2 separate regions of the Homo sapiens genome follow, and region 1 is linked to region 2. The links are chromatin contacts, found by Hi-C or POLR2A ChIA-PET in ENCODE. All regions are on one chromosome and are shown on one strand. The core of a region is the stretch at or near the end of the contact, and the rest is flanking DNA. Distances in the headings are between cores, read along the strand shown.

Evidence for each region. Hi-C counts contacts between places; a loop is a spot of excess contacts on that map. ChIA-PET counts read pairs that join two places held with the same protein, here RNA polymerase II (POLR2A). Pooled maps may share reads with other maps.
Region 1: a loop to region 2 is called in a map of ovary, with 6 times the contacts of the local background. The contact joins two enhancer-like sites. A Hi-C loop is called at or near these places in 2 of 168 maps with a recorded cell type or tissue (CD8-positive, alpha-beta T cell and ovary) and 1 of 50 pooled maps. POLR2A ChIA-PET finds 5 or more read pairs at or near these places in 1 of 52 experiments (T-cell).

The regions. Positions count from the first base shown.
Region 1 is chr1:117,338,818-117,342,753 of GRCh38, forward strand. No RefSeq gene overlaps it. Among named protein-coding and RNA genes, the nearest start is that of MAN1A2, 27 kb to the right of the region's middle. Within about 2 kb of position 1,359, at least 2 of the 41 ENCODE cell types and tissues checked have a DNase peak (open chromatin) inside an H3K27ac peak, as active enhancers do.
Region 2 is chr1:117,756,587-117,760,797 of GRCh38, forward strand. No RefSeq gene overlaps it. Among named protein-coding and RNA genes, the nearest start is that of TENT5C, 150 kb to the left of the region's middle. Within about 2 kb of position 2,030, at least 6 of the 41 ENCODE cell types and tissues checked have a DNase peak (open chromatin) inside an H3K27ac peak, as active enhancers do.

The sequences.
Region 1 (3,936 bases), core at 109-2,608, 420 kb before region 2:
GCCTAGATGTTATTAGCAAGTATGCTTTAAAATAACATATAATGCTATAAAGCAATAGGAAGATAACAAAAGCTGTTGGAGGGGGTGGGGCATGGTGTCTCACACCTGTAGTTCCAGCACTTTGGGAGGCTGAGGTGGGTGGATTGCTTGAAGTCAGGAGTTCAAGATAAGCCCAGCCAACATGGCAAAACCCCATCTCTACTAAAAATGCAAACATTACTCAGGCGTGGTGGTGCACACCTGTAATCCCAGCTACTTGGGAGGCTGAGGCATGAGAATGGCTTGAACCCAGGAGGCGGAGGTTGCAGTGAGTTTAACATTGCACTCCAGCCTGGGTGAGAGAATGAAACATTGTCTCAAAAACAAACAAACCGAAAACAAAGTTGATGGAGTGATTCCAGGCTGGTACTTCCCAAACTTCTGACGTTCTAGTACTACCACCTTCAAGATTTTGGCCACATCCTTGTATTTAATGTTTTTCCTTAAATTGGTGAGTATTTTAAACTTACATATACTTTTTTAAGGAAGAAACTTCATATCATGACTGTAAAAGAAAACCAATATCATTTGCCATAAATAGGAGGTAACAATAAAAACAAGTACTTACATAATAAAAACCAAAACAGTGTTGTAAAACCCTAGCTAGATACCATTACAAGCCAAAGGCTCTCAGCCTGAGGCCTTTTCTCTCTTTTAAAAAGGGAGATTAGCAAGTGATAGACCATACAAGGACCAAATGGAAACTTTCTCCTTGGAATAATGAGCAGGAGTGTGATAGAAGTGGAAAGGGAATAACTCTCTCACTATGTGATTCAATGCCATTTAATGTTGTTGTCTGGGTATCACTGATAATCGTCTCCAGTGTCAGTTAGGCTCAAATCATGATTTGTGTTCTGTATACGGTGGGAAACACAGTTCTTGACCCTCTTAGAGTGATGTAAACCTCATCCACCTGGAATGGAGTGAAAATAAGATGGGAACTCAGAGAAAAAAAGGTATTTAAAAACTCTAAAAAGCAGATTAGGAAAATTAAGAAGCAGCAACACGGCAGGAGCAAAAGATACACAAACATAAGGCAAAACATAAAAGAAGGTGAGAGGATAAACTCAATGTTTGAAAGTAAGCAAAGACAGCTCACAAAAGGAAGAAGCAAAGCTAATTAAAGACTGAAAGTGGATATGAAGTGACATCACATCCAATCAAGATAAGCATGAACAGAAATGCAGAAAGCTATCCAAATAAGCACATGGGCTAAGTCTGTAGGCCACATCAGCTGTTTACTCCCTGCCCTCTGTTCTTGAGGGAAAATGGGGGAGGTGTGAGAGAAATGGCTGACACTTCCGTGTGTGCATCATGAGATCATTACACAACTGAACCTGCTGGTGGCAGGAACAGGACCGACTGAGAGTCAGGCATTTCAGCTACTTTCAAACAAACATATTCTTCATTTGCCCATGATTTAAAAAATGCGCATTTGTCCAGCTGAGTTTTACTTCTCAGATAGCTGTTTTGCATGTAGAATTTAAATTGCCCAGTACTTAATTTGTTTTTCTAGAAGGCAATAAAAGGTAATTTATAACTGGTAGGTTCGGTGGCCAGAGAGAGTGATAAAATTCTAAACCCAAGGCATTGGTATTCAGTGCTTTTAGCTATTCCTCTATATAATCTAGTTTACGGCAAAGTAAAGATGGGTCACTTGGGGCTCCTATAGTTGCCATTTATGCCTCAGAAAATAATTGTTAATGATTGGGGCAAGGTAAATAAATAGAAGACCAATAAAGCTCAAGGTGAAAGCTGTGTTCAGATCACACCAGAAGCTACACATACGCTAATTAACATAAAACTGTTTCATTGGTGTAAACATTCCACTGTCTGGATTGTTAACAGTCGCATGGGCATAAAAAACATCAACATGTAATAACATAATTAATGTATCTAATATAAACTTTATAAATGTATTTTTAAGCTTCAAGACAGTGTTTCTCAAGTACTGTTACAAATGTGGTTTTCTGAATTTTGAATCCTTTCAATTTTCTTTTGTTCTCACATTGACAGAATGAAGTGGGAACCATACTGATGATAAGACTTGCTAGATTTTAATGTAAAATAATTTTAGAATAATATTTTACATTTATATAGTATGTTACAGTCTATAGAGTATTCTCACATCCCCACTGACCTTCACCATGACTCCGTAAGGCAAGTAGACTTTACAGAGGAGTTAACAGGCTCAGCAAGATTAAATGACTTGCTCAAGCCCACACAGCCAGTAAGTGAGGCTGACATTTAAAATGAGCATGTGTTGAAGCTAGTGTGTGTTGTCAGGGGAGAAGAGGCTGACTATGGCCTCAGAAACCTCACAGGTGACCTTACTTCATGAAGTCCCCAGGTTATATGATCTGTCCCTAGCTTGTCAATGTCCCAGAATGTTGCAATCCAAGTCAACCGAAGTACTCTGATCAAACCCATAGGAGACTGAATTCTAAACCAGTAAGCTGGTTTGTTTGTTGTCAGAAGCATTACTGCCATGTGAACCGGAAAGAATGCAGTTGCTGGTACCACCAGTATACTCTCTTCCTGTAGGCAGAATTACATGGGATGACGCACTACAATCACGAGATTAAATGATAGGCATGGAGGGAGACTAGGAGACAAATGTTGAGGAGCGGGCAAGGAAAAAAGTGACATGTATTGATACAAGATGCCTATCATTATCATGATCAATTTCATTATTACCTGTACTTATTATCTTCATCTGTCCCATTCTAGAAAGGAAGAAATTGAGACACAAAAAGATTAATTAACTTGCCCAAGCATTTGTTGGATTTCATTTTTAGGTAGCGCTTCCTGAGGTGGATTTCTCACACTTAAGCCAGAAGCTACTTGCTCTAATTACAGCAGAAAAAAAGATAGAACCCACATAGTGGGTTGGGGCATACGAGCTTGCAAGGTGTAGATACATCTATGGGTAAAAACCCACATTAAGGGCCAGGATGATTCACTTTGAGTCTTGGCTCCTCAACTGGCAGCATCAGTGAATTTATGTTATGTATTTATTTAAATGATACCCTCAGAAATGTAGCCCCCTCTGTAGGTGATCTTATATAATGGAGCCAGCTGAGAGGTGGTTCAGGACTTGAATTTAAAGTTTTCAAAAATTTCCTGGAAATTTTTTATTAAAGAGTGACATAAATACCCTATTACTAATATTTAATCTGATGAGCAGCCATAGGGGACCTTTATGCCTTCTCCTTTTGCAATTTTATAGCTTCTACATTATTTTTTAGAGGTTTAAATATATCAGCTCTTCACGACTCCGTAGGTTTTAATTATCAAAGCAGCTACATCAATTTTTACCAAAAGCAGAGTGACCTTATTTTATAACTGAAACAAAGTCCAAAGCTTGGTCCCAGCAGCAGGCAGTTAATAGGTCATTCCATAAAGATTTATGTACACTTTGTGGATACAGAAGAATTTTAAATAGGGGAAGTCAAACTTATGGACTCACTTGTCTTTCATTACTTTAGGCAAGATAGGATTTACTTCAATTAAGAGCTGTATCCTGGCTAAATGGGGCTTATTTTTATGAAGACTCAAAAAAAAATACTAAATTCAGCAACTAATCTTAATATACCTTTGGGAGTAATAAACACAATAATCAAGTTTTCTTTTGTTTCAGCATGAAGGTAGCTTCACTGTGGGATGAGAGAAACAGGCAGTGTTTCATAGTTATATTTATACACCTGACATAAGAAAAATATTCCTCCAAAGCGAAAGCAAAACCTAGGGCAGAAATAGCTGGGTGTTGGAGGGAGGTGGGTATGTGTGTAGGAGAGGGTGAGGGACATGTTTCTATTACCTCTTGGATCTAGCAATATCAATACCAACCTATCTTCTAGCTCATTTTGCCACCGCAAAATTCTTTAGGAAAAAAAT
Region 2 (4,211 bases), core at 780-3,279:
AAGAAGGAGATTCTATTTTGAATAAATAGAATGTCTGAAAGACATCACAGTGGAAACTTGAAACAATTTAACATTACTGTAAGACTGAGTTCAAATTAAGGAATAAAGGAAAATGAGCCTGGAGAGGTACAGAGAGGGCCAGGTGATGGTGGGCCTTGTGTAAAGAGAGCTTTCTATAAAGGTCTTGCTACTAATGAGCTTGGATGTTATTCTGTAGGCAGTGAACACCATGGAAAAGTTTAAATTGATTGAGTGCCATGGTCTAATTTATATCTTAGATCTGTGGCATCATGTGGGGTGAATTTTACAGGGTCAAAACTGAAAGTAGAGAGACCAGTGCTGAAGGTGCATCAGAAGTCTAAAAGAGACCAGGCATAAATTACGAAGTGGCAAGAGGATGAAGAAGAGGGATGGTTTGGGGTGGATTTTAGGAGGTAGAATTGACATGATTTTGCTATGAATTGGATACAGGAGACAAGCAAAAAGGCCTGATGCTACTGCTGATGATAACGTAAAAGATAATATTAGTGACTGAAGACATGGATGAGATGGCCCAGGGAGAGTGCTGGGATAAAATGAAAAGAAGATGGAGGGTTCGTTGGGGCTCAAACCGAGAAGAAAGTTGAGAAGAAGCAGCCAAAGAAGGAGGAAAGAAACCAGCAGAGAGTTGGCATGAAAAATAAATGCAAGAGTTGTAAGTAAAAAGCCATCAGTGTTCAAGTATCGAACTTCACAATACCAGGGCAGTTTTGATCCAGTCAAGAGCAGGTCAATGGAGTGGTGAGAACACAAGCCAGATTGCAGGGAGCTGAGGGGGAGCGGGAGGAGAGGAAGTGGAGACAGAACATGGGCTGGTCTATCAAGACTCTTGGCTGTGAAGAAAGGACAGATTTATAAAGAGGTGCCAGTTGAGGGTGGAATTTTTTTAAGGACATTGAGAGACCTGAGCACATTTATGTGGAGAGGGGAAGAGCCATCAGAGATGAGGTTGAAGATAGAGGCTGACTATAAGGGAGTCCCCTCTGGCAATGGCCCATGCTGCCCCTCACAGGAGTGAGCTCTCCATCACAAATGCTAGAGGAAGACTTCCTTGATCAGCCTAGCTCAATCCAGTAGCACCTTCTAACTAAGATTTTTCAATATAACAGTGATTTATTGGAGCTTTCAGTATTTGCATTGCCTTACACTAACCCAGTGGAGCACACAGATAAATTGAAGCTACAGCATGGATTGAATCATCCAGTTCTGAAGCAAGAGCTGTTGACCACTTGGCCACTCCTAGGCCCCTCTGATTCAGAGATTACAACGACTTAACTCAGGAGTCCTTCAGAGGTGATGGTCAAGCCAGCCAGCTCCTTAGTCACCTTCCCATGTCTCCTTTGGGGGAAAGCCAGGAAAGGCCACTTCTTTCCAACTTCTAAAGCAATATTCGTCTTTGAACCCTATTATTATAATTCAACTCAACTTCATTAGCGAGTCAAACACCCTTTGAATGCACTGTCCCCCTGGCTGCCTTGTGATAGGAAACACAGCTCCTGCCCTCAAGAAACTCAGTCCTTCCCCAGGCATTTAGCTTTTCTGGAAACTGGAGATAAATAGAAGAAGAACTGATACGACAACCAAGGTGGTGCTTAAAAAACTTGTTTACAGAGCCCTCAGATTCTAAGGGGGGGCTTCCCTAACCAACCAGGGGATGGAGGTAGGAGCAGTATAGACTCCAGGCCTTCCCACCCAGCTTCAAATCAAGTAGCTCTACTTTTATTCATTTTATATATTTAGGTTGTCATAGGTTTTTGTTTGAACCAAGAGACTCACAGCTAAGAGATGCTTAAAACCCCACCAAAGTAATATTTGCTGATCAAAATCAAGAAAAGCATAACTCAATACTGAGTTACCAAAAAAAAAAGGAGATCGAAAGTCATTGCAAAGGGGTTAATTTGATCTTCTCAAGCTCTATTCATGAACTCATTCATCCGGAAGACAAATACATAGCAGCAGGCACTGTGCCAGTCCCATGTCGGGCACTGGGGAGACAGAGGTGAAGGAAACTTGATGTCTGCTCTCCAGAACTTCACAGGGAGACAGACAGGGGAATGATAGCTCTCTAGAGTGGTGTCCTGATCAAGGTGTGGATTAAGGACGGCGGGGAGACAGAGGTGACAAGGATTCGCCCTGAGAAGTGGGGAGAGAGGCTTTGTCAGGGAGAGCTTCACCAGGGTCTTAAAGGATGCCTACGGTCAGCCGGAGAGGGAGGAGGAGGGGCGTGCACCGATTCCCACGGCTGCAGCAGGGGGCGCGGAAGGGTAAATGCGTTTACTGGGCGAGGGAAGTCGCGGCTTTCTCCTCAGGCTGAACCTGGGCATCTGTCTCTGAGGCTAAAGCGCTTCAGAGCCCTCATGTCTGTCAGGGGCTCCCGCACCGTGTCTTTCTGAGTACTGCCACCTAGTGGCCACTCTCAATTCCCACATTTCCCTGGACAGCCTGGAGTCATTTGTCTTCCCACTGATTTGAGGGTTAAGCAAACAGTGAGCACACACAGTGGATAAGTGACTTCTCCGGTAGCACACAGTTTGTGAGGCTGGGGCTGGAACAGAACCTAGCTCTTGTGATCCCAGGACCAGGTCTGGTATGGGCCGGTTTGCCCCCGTCCACACTCGCTCTGGCAGGTTGAGGCTGAAGGTCAAGTCGATAGATGACTACTCTGGAGCGCACTTCAAATCCTCTTCCCAGGCTTCAGAGGGGTAGGGACACTTTAAGAGAGAAGGAATGTGGGAGTAAGTGGATGAGCTAGAGAGAAAAGAAGATATATATTGTTTTCCCCACCTCACTCTCACCAGTCCAGCCTTCAAACCTATCTCAGCAATGAGAAAAGGGGGCTAATGATGTTCTGGGACTGGATAGAGACCATCGCTTCAGGCATTAGGTTGCCACCATGTCGACAGGAGAGGGGAGGGGCTCTCAGCCATCTTTTTTTCTGAGGAATGGCTGGGGGTGGGGGAGTCCCATGGCCACAGTCAAAGAATAATAGCAGGGTCCCAGGGACAGGACTAGAAGTTTCTGAAAACACCTGTCAGTTGCTGAAGGTTAAAAAAAAAAAAAAAAAAAAAAGCTGGACCATACCAGACCTAGTCCTATTTGAATCATATTTAAATATGATTCTCTGCTCAAGATGACAATTTGCATGCAACATGTTTCAGAAGCCCATCTGGTGTTACAAAATCCACTGTGGTTTCAACCTGTCCTTTCAATCAACCATCCTGGTTGGATTATAAAGACTTTACAATAAAAATCATAGGAATAATAAGGATAATAGAATTGACACAGTAGAAAAAACAAAACGAGGAACCAGATAGTAAAGGAGGTGGCAGAAAAATCTATATATTGAACAACACAACTTTTGGCCGAGGAGGACTATAAAACTGAGCCTAATCTTTGGTCTTAGCATCCCATCAGCCTGGGAGGGAAAATAATGCCCTGAATGAGCACCAGGCATCCCATTCAGGTCCCATCAGGTAGGTATCTTCATCTTCATTTTGTAGAGGAGGAACCTAAACCTCATGGTGGTTATTTGGCTTTCCTGAGGTCATGCAGTTCTTATATGATAGAGGCACTCTGTGAAATGATAGATGCCTGACTTATTTCATTGGCAACCTGATCTGTTTACCTCCTGAACCCCAAGCTGTGTCTAATCCCACTTGCTTTTTTTAAGAGAGTATTCCCAGCATGAATCCTTTTGTCACAAAGAAAAAAAAAGTTTTCTGGCTGGGTGTAGGGAGAGCTGGGCTAGTTTGGTTCATGATGGGTGGGGGGGCATGGCCAAGGTGAGCTTACACGGGAAATTCCCTTCCCTCCTCCCAGTAAAAAAAATCCCTGAGTTGTTTCGGAAAGTCCCATGCTGAGGCTGGGCAGTGTGGCTAGGTATCAAAGTGCTGGAGCCTTTCCTTGTATCCATCAAGCTGAATTCACAAAGGGAGGGAGAGAAGAAGGGAGGAGAGGCTGGGGGCTGCTTCTGATTAGCCTGTCCTCTGCCAAAGTGAGATGTCCTCTCTCTGTGGGCAATTAAATGGTTCTCATGAATCCACCATCTGGGCTCAGCAATGTGTGCTGTGGCTGCTTTCTCTCTCCACCCAACCCCACCCCACCTCTGGCTCAGGAGCCAGGCCAATGAGATTCAGAAAATCTAGCCCTTCCCCCACCTCACCGTTTCTCCC